Regions from separate parts of the Homo sapiens genome. Here region 1 is linked to region 2. Evidence: chromatin loops called from intact Hi-C (ENCODE). Cell type or tissue: OCI-LY7. All regions are shown on one strand.

The links. Hi-C counts contacts between places; a loop is a spot of excess contacts. Peaks named below come from ENCODE experiments on the same cell type or tissue, not always from the same donor. Only the 100,000 strongest peaks of a DNase experiment are listed, where the experiment ranks them.
Region 1: it touches region 2 in a loop (6-fold over the local background); 2 of 110 quality-filtered maps call a loop at or near these places.

The regions. Positions count from the first base shown.
Region 1 is chr11:120,923,817-120,931,816 of GRCh38, reverse strand. The region is part of intron 13 of GRIK4 (glutamate ionotropic receptor kainate type subunit 4); the gene reads right to left. Among named protein-coding and RNA genes, the nearest start is that of TBCEL, 96 kb to the left of the region's middle. RefSeq lists silencers at 1,940-1,989, 5,588-5,687. In OCI-LY7, CTCF peaks have their summits at 572, 1,792, 1,993 (motif pointing right), 3,122 (motif pointing right) and 2 weaker places; DNase peaks (open chromatin) are centred at 546, 2,016 and 5,666; H3K4me3 peaks cover 546 bases; H3K27ac peaks cover 2,011 bases.
Region 2 is chr11:120,698,376-120,706,375 of GRCh38, reverse strand. The region is part of intron 3 of GRIK4 (glutamate ionotropic receptor kainate type subunit 4); the gene reads right to left. Among named protein-coding and RNA genes, the nearest start is that of GRIK4, 190 kb to the right of the region's middle. In OCI-LY7, a CTCF peak has its summit at 7,262 (motif pointing left); DNase peaks (open chromatin) are centred at 2,585, 2,645, 3,555, 7,255 and 1 weaker place; H3K4me3 peaks cover 3,074 bases; H3K27ac peaks cover 6,776 bases.

The DNA.
Region 1 (8,000 bases), 230 kb before region 2:
GTCCTGAAGTATTTTCTACAGTGAATGTCCTACAGTATTGGACTTGTAATATCAATACAGCTAACACATATCTCTTCCTATGTATCAGGCACTGAACTAAGCCCTTTACATGTTACCTCACTCAGTATCCACAAAACCTCTATGAGATAGGTTACTATTATTATCCTTATTTAACAGATGAGAAAACTGAGGCACAGAGAGGTCAAGTAACTTGCCCAAGGTTGCACAGCAAGTAAGTGGCAGAGCCAGGATTCAAACCCACGTAATTTGGCTTCAGAGTCTGCATGCTGAATATGCAGCACATTCAATCGGCTCTAGTGAAGAAAAAGATTGAAGGGAGGCAAGAAAGGGCCCTCTGCATTTTTCTCCTCACTCCCTTGCCATGTATATCACCACACTCCAGGCACTCTGGTCTCCACCCCATCACTCCACCAATATCACTCCAGCCAAGGTCAGCATGACCTCCATGGTACAATAACCAAGGGGTGCCTAAGTCCTTGTGTTGCCAAACCTCCTAGCCTGCCATTCTCTCCAGTCCCTGCAGGGGCCCTCCTAATAAGGCCAAGGTCAAAGACATAACTGCTTCCCTCCACCTGCTCTGACCTGTGACTACATTGCCTGGGTCACTGGCACCAAGCCAAACTGGGTTCAAGTCCTCGCCCTGCCAGTTACTAACAGTGTGACCTTAGATAGCTGTGATATCCTCTCCCAGCTCGTTTTTCTTATCTGTAAAGTGGGGATAATAATTGCCAATTCAGAGATGTTATGAGGACAAAGGAAATAATACATATAATGCACAAAACACATTACCTGGAATAAAGCGGGTGCTCAATATTTCTAGCAAAACTCACTTACGCACCACAGCAACTATACCTGTCCTCCCTAAGAAATTATTCACGACTCCCACTCCTCTGCAGTCCAGCATGTGGGAGTCTGGCCCTCATGGTCTGCCTACTCCTGCAAGTTCAGCCCCATCTCCATCACTCCTCTCCCAGACACTGCCCCTCCCCTGCAGCCAGGCCAACTCAGCTGGCTCTCAACACACCTTGTACTTTTCTGCAGTTAAATTTACTCCACATCAAAAGTCCAAACATCAACTCCACCTACTCTTCAAGGTCTATTCAAAGTTTACCATCCTCATAAAACCTTCTCTGATCATCTTCTCAGGCATAAGCCCTCCCTTGTCTGTCGCCAAAGAGAGAAGGCAATGCTCATGCCACCCACCATGGCATATACTATAAATTTCCTTGTATTAGTACAGGATGCCTGGACTCACACTCCAACTCTGCCACCTATGAGCTGCGTGACCTTAACTTCTCTGTGCCTCAGTTTTTTCATCAGTAAAGTAGGGATAATGATAGTTCCCACCTCCATGGAGCTTCTATGGGAATTAAATGAGCAACCCACACAAAGCTTAGGCCTGACACAGATAACTCACAATAAATGTTAGCTCTTACTATTACTGCTGTTTACATTTGTGTGCATATCTTATCTCTACATTAGATAAACTTCTTGAAGCAGGGATCAAATCTTTGAAAAAATTTAACATAAACAACATTTCAAAACTGCCATTAGCCCTGTTTTGGAGACAAAGACGCTGAGACCCAGAGAGGTTCATCATTTGCTCAAATACACGCAGCTAGGACATGAAGAAAGCTAGCTTCAGACCCCCATGTACACATTCTCAGGACTGTGCGCTTGGCTTTCTTATTACTGCACTGTTCGCAGTGACTTTCCCCAAGAGGGCACACAGTCAGTCCCTAGTGAAGAGCCAGTGCAGCCAACAGCGTGGGTAAGGAGGGGACCCCCCCCCCAAACGTGGCCTGCCCTCGAGCCCCTTCTTGCTGGCAGCTGAAGCAGGCTGATTTCTGACAGATGCCTGTATGCAGGAGGGATTTTTGTCAGGAGGCTGGAACATTAGAACCAGATTCAGGTCATGCTGTGGATGCGATCAGACATCCTCCAACCTAAGGACTTGAAGCCGTAGGTTCCCCACTAGAGGGCGCCCTTCTCCCCTTGCCCTGCCCCAGACCCGGTTCCCTCTAACACCTTGGACGGTGTCATGTGGGACGCCCAACCAGAAGAGGAAGGGCCCCATGCTCCAATCTGGCTTAAAGCAGCTATCAGCGGAGGGGTGTTAATTACAGCCCGGGAAGGAATGGAGATGACAGGCCCAGGCTGAGCCAGAGGCCAGAAGACTGGCTCCACGGAGCTGCTTCCCAATTCTCCCCAGGCCCCAGTCCTTTTGTGCTGTGCATTTGAGCAGAATAACATCTGTATCTCAGCCCATTTCAAATTAGATTATCTGCTCACTTCCTGTCTTTTGATCAGTTTACCTGCGGGCGGCTTTCTCCCTCCCACCCGCACCTATTGAGATGCCCAGGGAACTTGCCAGGACTCACTGGGGTCACCGAGCTGCAGGGCAATGGGATCAGAAGGAGCCAGGGAGGCTCACTCCCACTCCTGGCCCACACGAGCATCCGCAGGGCTCATCCCTTAGACTTCAGCGTCACATGCCTGAGAACACACACATCTGCTCTCCTGCCACATGAGTCAGGCTGTCTGCCCACGCCACCCGCCGCGGGCTGGAGACAAAGAGAAACTCTTAGGGGTCACATGGCACCTGCAAAATATTTGGTGTCCTTGTCCACTGGGGAGACTGGATGCCAACCCCACCACCTCTCCCTTCTTTCAGAACCAGGATATAGGAACAAAGATCAGGGAATAAAGGAACAGTAAATAGCACCCAATTGTTCACCTGTGCCAACACACAGACACACACACACACACACATGTGCGCACACACACATACACGCGTGCACGCGCGCACACACACACACACACACACACACACACGTCTTTGCTAACCAGTGCGAGCCCATGTTTGTAGAAATCATCCCTGCTCACTGGGCCAGGCCTATCCACAGCAATGATTGAAGAGGCAGAGGCCCAGTGGAGCATTAGCATTCCTGGGAAAGTGGCAATGTCATCCGCAGGTCCAAGTGCTCCCTGGTGCTATTTCTCGAGGTTACAGCTTACTCTCGGGGCTGGATGAATTTCTTTAGAGTTAAATTAAAGTCCCCATGAAATATTTAGTTGGCTCGGCACAGGGCTGTGTTATTGGCCTATAGAGGGCAGATTTTAGGAACGAACCAGCGCTAAGGAAAGAAGGGGCTGGCAGTTCATTTGCAGGTGAAATTATGCGGCACAGAGGTCCAAGCTGACTCAAGAGGCCAAGCAGATACTATTTACCCTTGACCCTCTTGTTACAGGCTTCTATTCACTGGCCCACGAATCCTCAATCCTCTTGCTTTTTGGGGTCAGGCAGATGCATGTTTGAATCCCGACTCTGCCATTCACCAGCTGAGCAATTACCAGAAATCTGAGCTTCAGTTTCCTCATCTCTAAAATAGGCAAAATAATGTATACTTCTTAAGATTGTGGTGAGGGTTAAATTCAACTCCCTGTGTAAACAGAGCTCATGTGAGGTCCTGCTTCTTACAATCCCCTCTTCCCGTTGCAGCCAGAGGGGTCTTTGGGAAAGCTAAAGCAGACGATGCCATTTTTCTCCGTGTCGCCTTCTAGCTTTTTTTTTTTTTTTTTAAGACGGAGTCTTGCTCTGTCTCCCAGGCTGGAGTGCAGTGGTGCGATCTCGGCTCACTGCAGCTCCACCTCCCAGGTTCCAGCCATTCTCCTGCCTCAGCCTCCCGAGTAGCTGGGATTACAGTTGTGCACCACCATGCCCGGCTAATTTTTGTATGTTTAGTAGAAACACGGTTTCACCACGTTGGCCAGGCTGGTCTCTCACACTCCTGATCTCAGGTGATCCGCCTGCCTCGGCCTCCCAAAGTGCTAGGATTACAGGCATGAGCCACCATGCCTGGCCTGCCTTCTTAATATTTTTTTATGCCATGGACCTCTTTAACAGTCTGCTGATACCTGTTAACCTCTTATTTTAAAATATTTTAAAATGACTACATAGAAATTCAGTTATCAAAATATGTGTACACTTTTTGTGCTATAGTGGTATCTGTGCCTCTTTACATAACAAGAGCTGGAAGTGTGTCTAACAGCAACACTAAATTAATACCATTGGTGACAAAGTCACAGGTGTGGTTAATACCATGAAGCTTTGTTGACCACATTCATAATTGAAGGAAATATTACATTTCTGTTTGAACTTAGAAAAATATATAGATGTTAATTTTTCCTTTCTTTCTTTCTTTCTTTTTTTTTTTTTTTTTTTTTTTTGAGACAGAGTCTCACTTTGTCACCTAGGCTGGAGGGCAGTGATGTGATGTGGTTCACTGCAACCTCCGCCTCTCAGGTTCAAGCAGTTCTCCTGCCTCAGCCTCCTGAGTACCTGGGACTACAGGCACGCACCACCACACCCAGCTAATTTCTGTATTTTTAGTAGAGATGGGGTTTTGCCATGTTGGCGAGGCTGGTCTCGAACTTCTGACCTCAAGTGATCAGCCTGCCTTGGCCTCCCAAAGTGCTGGGATTACAGGTGTAAGCCACTGTGCCCGGCCAATTCTTCCTTTCTAGTTTTGTGGACTCTCAATGCTATCCTCAGACCATGGGTGTATGTGGACCTAGGAAAAGAACCGAGAGACTTCCAAGTTCATAAAGACCCAACTCCTTACCGTGGCCCACCAGGCGTTGGTGATACGGCAGCCCATTCACCACAGTCTAGCTAGTCATGCTAACCCCCATCCTGATTTCTGAACATGACAAGTTCACTTTCCACCTTGGGGTCTTGGAGTTTACTCTTTCCCCTCCACATATGCTCTGCCCTGGCCATGGCCCAGCTGGCTTCTCACCGTTCTGACCTCAGCTCAAGCACCATGCCATCAATGCAGCCTTCCCTACTTGCCCACTTAATGGGCCCCTCTCCTCGAGACACTCTGGCTCATTATACTGCTTTATTTTCTTCACAGCGGAAATCATGACCTGAAATTGTCTTGTTTATTTACCAGTTTACCTGTTGATTGTCTAGAGTGCCATCTTCAGGAAGGAGTGACCTTTGTCTGCCTTAGTCATCATACATCTCCAGTGTCCAGAACCTGCCATGTGCCAGGCACTACATAAATATTTGTTGAATGAAGTCATGATTGAATGAATGAATAGACAAATCCAAGAAAGAGGAGCTCAGTTAACATTATTCTCTATCCTTGGCTCTCAACTGAGGGAACGATTTTGTAGTAGAATGTTTTGACCAAGGGTACACCCTCTAGGGCCAGCTCAGCCACTTACTAACTGCATAATCTTAGGCCAGTTACTTAACCTCTTTGTACCTCAGTTTCCTCATCTGGAAAATGGGGTTAGTAATATTACATACTTTGTAGGTATGTTGGGGAGGTTAAATTAATGAATACACAAAAAGCACTTAGAACAGTGCCTGAAACATAGGGAATGTTCCAGAAGTGTCAGCCTTTATTATTTTGTTGCAACTTAAAGGATTCACTTCAATTTTATTTATTTTTTAAAATTATTGTTTCAGAAAATTCAATGTAGGTATTGAAGGGAGTGAAAAGAAATCCCATGATTAAAAAACTAATATGCATTATAGATGTCAGTGTTTATATAGTTGAGGTGTGAAAGAGAAAGGGAACTGAGAGCTTAGGTCCAGGCAGGTTATGGTATGTGGCAAAGCCCAGAGAGGCCTAAGTTTCACTTCCTCACATCACTACTACCACCACCATCACACCTGACTTTCTGAAGATTGACCAACAATTTACATGTCGAATCAAGAAAAGAAATTGAATCCTATCTGAGTTTTCAGGAAGATATGCTCATTTCTTTTCTTTCTTTTTCTTTTTTTTCTTTCTTTTTTTTTTTTTGAGATGGAGTCTCGCTCTGATGCCCAGGCTGGAGCACAGTGGTGCGATCTTGGCTCACTGAAACCTCCACCTCCTGGGGTCAAGCAAATCCCCTGCCTCAGCCTCCTGAGTAGCTGGGATTACAGGCGCACACCACCACACCTGGCTAATTTTTTTTGTATTTTTAGTAGAGATGGGGTTTCACCATGTTGGCCAGACTGGTCGTGAACTCCCGACCTCAGGTGATCACCCGCCTCAGTCTCCCAAAGTACTGGGATTACAGGCGTGAGCCACTGCGCCTGGCCGATATGCTCATTTCTAACCCAAATGCACCCTTTATTGATAAAAATCTCTGGCCCACAATACAGTCACCAATAGGCCATGGGACAAGGGGCACTGAATTTTCACCAGTGAGTCCACCCTCTTCTGCCTGTCTCCCATCCCTGCTGGCTGCCAAAACAGCTGGTTAAGCTCTGGGTCGCTGACAACGGGCAAAGCTAACTGGTCCACATGGGGATCCAACCTGCAGACCTGAACTAATGAGCAAGGGCTTGTGCTGGCCTAGCCAGCCCTACACTTATTTCGAGGCTATGGGTTCCAGGCGTGATCGGGGGCCTGTGTAAAGCTGGCCTGGGCAAGCCCAGGCGACAGGTTTCTGCTGTTGTAGGAGCCCGACAGTGCCACCAGCTCACGGCGCTGTCTTCCTTTCATTTTCCCTCCCACTTGTCAGCCCTGTAATTAGGAATGGTGAGATTCACGGGCCTGTTATTAGGACTGTTTTTGTTGGGTAAAATAAAGTACCACCAACTTCTGTGGGCATCGCCCACAGCCATAGAGAACTTCTAGAGGCCTTCCCTGTGCTCCTTCTCTGTTCCCACTTTTTCACCCCATCCCCTACAGCTCCTGCTAGACAGAATGGAGGCCCCAGCTCTGCCTCAGAGACCAGCCCTGAACTGCCCCACCTCCCCAGGGAGTGAGCAGTGATGTGACCAATTGGATCCACAAAGTGGACAGCATCTGGCCCCTTCTCATTTCCTATCAGTATGTGCACACGTTGAAACCACTGCAAAGGGCAGCAGGGCATTTTCTCAGGAATCCCTGCCATTTTTTGAGGAAGAGAGCTGAAGACATTGTTCTGAACCTCTGGCCACTCTTCCTGGGTGATAAAGGTGTATTTGGTCTTTTTCTGAGAGGTGTCCCACTTGTTGACATGGCTCATATGCCCATCAATAGTCATACCCCAAAACTGTTTTTTCACAGATCGTTCTTGAGACCCACAGCAACGTCTAAGGTTGGCAGTAACCTATTTAGAGATGAGGAGAATGAGACTCAAGAAGTCATGTGGTGTTAAATTTGGAATAATGGTTACCTTTGGGCAGACGAAAGGTGTAGAGAGTGAAACAGGAAAGAGGTGGGTGGGGACAAGGGGGTCTTCAGGATGCCGCTAAGGGTATATTTCTTGATCCGGACAGTGATTGATCACACAGGGATGTCCTCTTTGTGATCATTCATTAAGCTGTCACTTACGATTTGTGCACTTTTCTATATGTCTATTTCAATATATATTTTTTTAAGTTAAGTGATTTTCCCAAGTAGGAGAATGGCCACTGTTGAGCCTGCCACTAAACGCTCTGCTGACTCTGTGGTGAGGAGCCTGGAAGGGGAGCCAGGGCTGCTGCCACGGTACCGACTGCTACAGCGGTGACCTCACACACGCAAGGGAGCCACACTCAGGCCTGGCCAACCTCCTGTGCACCTCTCTTTACACATCTGGGTGGCTTCTAATTCAAGAAGGGGTAAAATGCACATCTGGATGTTTTCATGGATTTTCATTCTCATTTGGATGAAGAAGAGTCTAGATTCCTCGTCTGGCACAAACAGCTTAACAGATTGTGAAATTCCCAGAGGAGCCAACTCTGCCTGCTGCGAACACCAGGCAAAGCCCAGGGGGAAGACTTGCCTCCCTGCTGGGAGCTGTAATCGCCCCCCAGGACTTGCCAGCCATCACCCTAGAGGTCCTAAAGCCCAGGGGAGAGGGACCAGTCTGTCCTAGATTCAACAGTGATGCCCTGACAGTGTGCTGGGTGGATGAACTACCCACCAGAATCTGACACTAGGCCAGAGAGCCATCAGAGGGTCCTGGGTTTAAGTCTGCCTCTGGCTAGCTGTGTGATCCTG
Region 2 (8,000 bases):
AGGTGGCCACACAGCACTCAGGCTGGATCAGCCAGGAGTCCAGAAGAAACTGGGTCTAAACAAAGACAAGACAAGAAATCTGTTCTACATAGGGCAGCTATGGGTGGAGTTGGTGATAAAAATGTGTTAGAAAGAATTACAGGCAGAGATCAGGGTCAGTCCTAGAACCCACAGCCCCTTCCTAGGAGAGCCATGGACTTCAGGACAGACCATCAAACTCCTGCAAATAGGCAGGAAGAGGTTCCTGTGTCTCTCCTGAGCTGACATCCAATGGACTTGGTCATGGTGGCTGTCCAGGGTCCCTGGAACTCTAGAAAGCTCAAGAGCAGGCCCGATGCTGGAAAGCAGTCTTCTAGTGTTTAGGGTGATATGCCGGAGTGGAATGTCCTGGAAGCCTCACCAGAGCTAAAGGAGAATGTCAGACAGGAGCCTGAGATGCTGGGGCCTCCAGAAAATCCCAGAGAATCCACGAACACTACTAGAGCTAATAAACAAATTCTGCAAATTTGCGGGATATGAGATCAATGTGCCAAAATCAGTTGAGTTTCTAGATACCAGCAACGGACAATCTGAAAAAGAAATTAAGAAATATTTCCATTTACGATAGCGTTAAAAAGAACAAAATACCTAGGAATAAATTTAACTAAGGAGGTAAAAGACTTGTACACTAAGAACTACAAAATATTGCTGAAAGAAATTAAAGACGACTCAATTAAATGAAAAGACATTTCGTTTTCATGGATTGGAAGACTTAATATTGTTTTGATGGCGATACTCCCCAAAGCGATCTACAGATTCCATGCAATCCTTATCAAAATTCTAGTGGCTTTTTATAGAAATGGAAAAGCTGGGCGAGGTGCAGTGGCTCACACCTGTAATCCCAACAATTTGGGAGTCCAAGGTGGGCAAATCACCTGAGGTCAGGAGTTCGAGACCAGCCTGGCCAACATGGTGAAACCTTGTCTCTACTAAAAATACAAAAATTAGCTGGGCAAGGTGGCAGGCACCTGTAATCCCAGCTACCTGGGAGGCTGAGGCAGAAAAACTGCCTGAACCCAGGAGGCAGTAGTGAGCCGAGATTGTGCCACTGCACTCCAGCCTGCAAGACAACAGTGAAACTCCATCTCAAAAAAAAAAAAAAAAGAAAAGAAAGAAATGGAAAAGCTGATTCTCAAACTCATATACAATTGCAAGGGACTCTATGAACAGCCAAAACAACATTGAAAAAGACAAACAAAACTGGAGGATTCACAGTACCTGATTTCAAAACTAACTACAAAGCTACAGTAATCAAAACAGTGTGTTATTGGCATAGGATAGTCATACAGTCAATGGAATAGAATTGAGAGTCCAGAAAAAACTGAAACATCTATGGCCAATTAATCTTTGGCAAGAGTGCTAAGACTATTCACTAGGGAAAGAACAGTCTATTCAACAAATGGTTCTGGGACAACTGGAAAACCACATGCCACCTGTTTTTGTAAAGTACATTTTTTGGAACATAGACCTGCTCATTTGTTTATATGTTGTTTGTGACTCCATTTGAGCTAGAATGGCAGAGGTTAATAATCTCAACAGAGATACTATAGTATACAAGTCTAAAGTACCTACTCTTTGGTCCTTTACAAAAAAAAAAAAAAGTTTGCAGAGTTATGTTGTACAATATTGCTTCCCATGCCCCACCTGTGTTCATTCCTTCATCTGACATTTACCGACCACATACCATGCCCCAGCCCTGTTCTAGACACAACAGCAAGCAAAAATGTCTATCCTCACAGAGCTTACATTCTAGTAGAGGAATTATCTATGACAGCCCTGCAATCTAAAGAATTTAAATGGCCACTTGAGAAACAGAAGGAATGAGACTGTAAATTACGTGCAGGCTTCGAAGCTGAGATAGAGGCTGTGACTGCTCTAAGCTTGGGCACTCCCAAATGTTCCCTGTTGGCCCTGGGTCATGTCTCATTCAGCTGCATCTCCTGAGCTGCGACCAGAGGTATCCAGCAAGCAATAAATCCAATAGCTCTTCCTAAGAACCTAATATGCTCAGGGCACTGTGTGAGTGCTATGGAGGACAACAGTGAGTAAAATACAATCCCCATTTGCCATAAGACCACAGTCTAGTGAAGAATAAACCGCATATATATCATCATAAGAAAAGTAAAGAAACATTAACACTTAATAAATAAGCACCTACTATGTGCCAGGCACTGTGCAAAAACTTCTATGGTTATTATCTCATTTGACCCTCACGAGAACACAAGAAATACACTGCTTTTGATAGATGAACAAATTGACAGATGAGCAAATTGGGTTTCAAAGAGTTTCGTTTTTCGCCTTTGGCAACAAAGCTAGTGAACGGAAACTCAGAAATCTAAACTAAAACTATGTGGTTCTAAGTTTAGCCATTCAGTTATTAAACAGACATCTGTTGAGGTCCCACAATTTTGTAAGCATCATTCTTGGCTTTAGTGCTACCAAAGATGATCAAGACGAGTGCTCTTTATACCACCCCATCCTGTACCTACCATGTATAGGAAACAGGACATAATTCACCTGCCTCCAGGAGTTTATAAAGAGATTCAGAAAGCAGCACACAGACACAACCGAAATAGTAATGGTAATAATAGGTACAATCTAAGTGTCCAAAAACAAGTTTAAGTAACAGTATTTCAAAGGAATTTAAATGATTTGCTGCTCAGGAGATACGGCTGAGTGGACAGGGGAAGTTTCATGAAGGAAATTGACAGACGGTAGGATTTATAAGTGGTACATATACTAGATATACCCTCCTGTCCTCACCCTTACTCCTGGGTCCTCACCCTTACTCCTGTAAGCCCAACCTTACAGCCTGGGTTGGGCTGACAGTGGAAGAAACAGGCTTCAGGAGACTTTAGAGAGCTTGTAAACTGGCTAATAAACCCTAGAACTTTAGACCACGCCTAGGTCACATACATTATCTCCTTCTCCAAATCCACCCTCCAAGACTCATCACCTCAAGCCAATCCAGCCCCCTTTAGAACATTATGCTACCTTCTTGGGAAGCAGAGGGTAGGTTGAAAGACCCCAGGCCTTGGATCAGAACACCCAGGTTTAAATCTAGTGTAAATATGACCACTTAGAATTGTTCTGTCCATTAAGGTAGCCACTTGCCACAGATGGCTCTTTATATTTAAATTTAGATGAATTTAAGTCAAATGCAATTTAAAAACTAGCCAAAAAGTCACATTTCAAGTGCTCAGTAGCCACAGGTAGCCCACAGATTCAATGCTGGACAAAGCAGATACAGAACATTGCCATCATCGAGAAAGTTCTATTGACCAACACTGATTTCAAAGCCTCTGAACTAAAGGCAGCTATGTTGCTTTTTTGCACCTCATTTTCTTCATCTTAAATTGGGCAAAGCACTACAAATACTCCCCTAAAAGGACTTATGGAAATAAAACAAGACAGTGAACTTAAAAGTGTGCTGGTAACTTCCTTTTTTCTTTTCGATACAAATACATCTTCCTTCCTGCTTTCTGCAGGGCTGAAGCCTCAAGCTCTACTCAGATAGAAACGTCCTCAGGCCATGACCCATGGGATATTGTTTTAATGTGGAGCATTAAAAACAAAGTGAAACAAAAATCTCCAGAGCAGTGAGCCCACCTGTCAGTCCTCGTCTCCCTGGGCCTCTCAAGAGGTTTGTGACACTGATCACTTCTTCCCTTGGCTTCCAGGAGACCATGCTGACCCAGCTTTCCTCCTGCCCCTTGGTTGCTGCTTCTCATCCTCCTCTATGGGCTCCTCTGCATCCCTCTGACCTCTTCAGTTCAAAGCACCCCCGAGCTCTGTCCTTGTCCTCTTCTCTGTCTGTACAAACCCAGTCTCGTGGCTTTAAGTACAATCTGTATATTGATTACTCCCAAATTTACGTTTCCAGTAGAATTCTGTCACTTGAACTCTAGACTCACATTCTAGCTGCCACCCTGCATCTCCACAGGTTGTCTAACAGGCATCTCACATTTGGCATACCAAGATTCGGCTCAGACACCTCTTACCCCTAAACCAGCCCAACCTCCTTCCCTACTGCAGCAAATGCCAACTCTACCCTCGTAAGTACCAAGGTAAAAACCTTGGAGTCGCCAGGCGCAGTGGCTCACGCCTGTAATCCCAGCACTTTGGGAGGCCGAGGCCTGCGGATCACAAGGTGAAGAGATCGAGGCCATCCTGGCCAACATGGTGAAACCCCATCTCTACTAAAAATACAAAAATTAGCCAGGCGTGGTGGCGTGCACCTGTAGTCCCAGCTACTCGGGTGGCTGAGGCAAGACAATTGCTTGAACCTGGGAGGCAGAGATTGCAGTGAGCCGGTATCGCACCACTGCACTCCAGCCTGGCAACAGAGTGAAGCTCCATCTCAAAAAAAAAAAAAAAAAAAAAAAGCTTGGAATCACCCTTGATCTGTCTCTCTTACACATACACATCTCATATCCAGACCATCAAGAAATTCTGTTGGCTTTACCTTCAAAATCTATCCAGAATTCCAACCTTTCTTACCACCTTTACTGCTGCATCCTGGACAAGCCAGCAACCTCTCTCACCTGGATTACTGCAAGAGCCTCCTAAATGGATCTCCCTTCAGCCTATTCTCAATGCAGCAACTGGAGTGATCCCTTTAAAATCTAAGTCAGAAAACAATATGGAGGTTCCTAAAGAAATTAAAAATAGAACTACCATATGACGCAGCAATCCCTCTTCTGGGTATATACACACAGGAGATGGAATCACCTTGTAAATATATCCACACTCCTATGTTCACTCCAGCATTATTCACATTAGCCAAGATATAGAAACAACCTAAGTGTCTATCAACGGATGAGTGGATAAAGAGGATGTGGTATGTGTACACAATGGCATACTACTCACCCTTAAAAAGGAGATCCTGCCATTTGCCACAACCTGAATGAACCTAGAGGAAATTATGCCAAGTGAAATAAGCTAGACACAGAAAGAGAAATATTGCATGATCTCACTTAAATGTGGAATATTAGAAAAGGAGCTCAAACTCACAGAGAAGGAAGCAATGGTTATTATGAGTGGGCATGGTAGAGGGGTAGGAATTGGAGAGATACAGGTCAAAGGACACAAAATAGCAGAGATATAGGAAGAACAAGTTTAGAGATCTAGTGTACAAAATGAAGATTAAAGTTAATAAAACCGTATTGTACAGTTCTGTATTGCTTAACAATGGGATACGGTCTGAGAAATGCTTTGTTTGGTGATTTAGTCATTGTGTGAACATCACAGAGTGACTTACACAAACCTAGATGGTATAGCCTCCTACACCTAGGCTACATGAAACAGCGTATTGCTCCTAGGCTACAAGCCTACACAGCATGTAACTGTACTGAATACTGGAGGCAACTGTAATACAGTGGTAAGTATCTGTGTATATAAACACACCAAAATATAGAAAAGGTACAGTAAAAATGCAGTAATATGGCCGGCTGCGATGGCTCACATCTGTAATCCCAAGCACTTTGGGAGGCTGAGGCGGACGGATCCCCTGAGGTCAGAAGTTCGACACCAGCCTGGCCAACATGGTGAAACCCTGTCTCTACTAAAAATACAAAAATTGGCCAGGCGCAGTGGCTCACGCCTGTAATCCTAACACTTTAGGAGGCCAAAGTGGGCGGATCACGAGGTCGGGAGTTTGAGACCAGTCTAGCTAACATGGTGAAACCCCGTCTCTACTAAAAATACAAAAATTAGCCAGACATGGTGGCGCGCACCTGTAATCCCAGCTACTCAGGAGGCTGAGGCAGGAGAATTGCTTGAACTCAGGAGGTGAAGGTTGCAGTGAGCCGAGATCACGCCACTGCACCCCAGCCTGGGCAACAGAGCAAGACTCTCTCTCAAAAAATAGTAATAATAAAAAATAAAAATACAAAAATTAGCCAGGTGTGGTGGCACATGCCTGTAATCCCAGCTACTCAGGAGGCTGAGGCAGGAGAATCGCTTGAACCCAGGAGGCAAAGGTGGAGGTTGCAATGAGCCAAGATCATGCCACTCCACTCCAGCCTGGGCGACAGGGCGAGACTCCATCTCAAAAAAAAAAAAAAAAAAAAAGTAGTAATATAATCTTATAGGAACTTTGTCATATATGTGGCCATTTGTGGATGGAAACATCATGATGTGGCACGTAACTATAGTAGGAGTTTTTGTTAAATAAGTAGATTTTAGCAGCTCCTGTCACACACAAAAAAACCAACTATGAGATCATGGGCATGTTAACCTGCTTCACTGTAGTAACCATCTTACTATCTCTACGCATCTCCTAACATGCTGTAAACCCCAAATATACACAATAAAGTTTATTTCTGTAAAAAATTTGAAGTCCAATCATGGCCTTACTTTGCTCAAACGTTCTACCTGGTTCCCATTTTACCCTAAAGAACCCCTGTGGTTTGACCTTCACACCTACATCTCTGACTATCTCCTGCTGCTGCGGCCCTTGCTGATACAAACTGGCCACATGGACCCCCTGGGCATGCCCCGAGCTGGCCAGGCCCATTCCTGCCTCTGGGTCCCTGCACGTTTGCACATGCTGTTCCCTCTCTCCAATATCTTCTTCCCCAAACATGTGTGCAGCTCTTCTCTCATTTCCTTGAAGTCTTTACTTACATGTCACTTTCTCAGAGAGGTTTTCCATGCCCACCCTGTCTACAATGTTAACACCCTTGGACATTCCCTATCACCTTTCCTGCTTTATTTTTCTCTTTAATACTTATCAGTCACAGACTATATGGGTACACACACACACACACACACACACACACACACACACACACACATACACACACCTGACTTACTGTTTATATTCCTCATGAAGCAGGGATTCCTATTCATTTCAATTCACCAATTTATGCTCAGTGCCTAGAACAGTACCTGGTCCGTAGCAGGAAATAAATATTTATTTGTAGAATGAACTAAAGACTGCAGGCCATGGAACTAAAGACTTGGTTTGTCATGGGGCTGTGCAGGTTACAGTCATGGCTGTGACCACCAGCCCTCCATGCTCAAGAGCAGGACCCCTGGAGGAGCTAGTTTGATCTTTCCTTAAAGCAGACAATTTGATCCAGGCTTTGGAGGAGTAGTGCTGGGACCGCGAGCCACCAAGAGAGATCAAGGCAGGTAGGTGGGCAGTGTGCTGGCCTCGCCTTGCCACCTGGGCCAGAGGCTCACACGCAGCTGTGATGAACTGAAGCAGCTGGCCCTATCACCATCCAGTGGCAACGGGAAATATGACACGAGAGATGCAGTGTGTAGGGGAGCTGCCACAGGGGCAAACAGACACAGGTGGGAGATCATCCCTGAATCCAGATAGAATTTATCCCCATTTTAACAATTATGGCAGGGAGAGTGATGAAACATTTATGAAGGACACTTACCTGGAGCTAGGCCTCACAGGGGACCAACGAAATCCAAAAGCCCACTTCTCCTGATTAATCTAATGCACCAAAAATAGAGAAAAATGTTTGCACTTAGAGTGGGGGTAACTGGGCTCCTAAGATCTGTGTTATGCCTCCCTGCTGGGTGGTGGAGCCAAACAAACCCCAGGAAAGTCAGAGACTTGGGAGTGCAAAGAGGATGGGGGCAGAACTCCAGGGCAGGGAGGCAGCAGGAACTGCACTGCAAACTGGCAGCACAGGAAGCCACAGAGCCAGGGGGAAGGGGCAGCAGGCCGTGATGGCATGATGGAGGCAAAATCGCTTTCAAAGATGAAGGACAGAACAAAGGTGAGGCATAAGGGTATTGTGAACATTACTAAGAGATGGTAGTGGGAGGGGAAAAGTGTGCCCTGTGTAAAGAACTTAAAGATACTGCATCTCATTAATGCCTCTCATCCACTCAAGGGGCAGCCATAGTTCTGTGCAATTTACCTATGAGGAGCCCAGGGCTCAGAGAGGGTAACTCACCTGCTCAAGGTTACACAGCCAGCAGTGGCTGAAGACAGA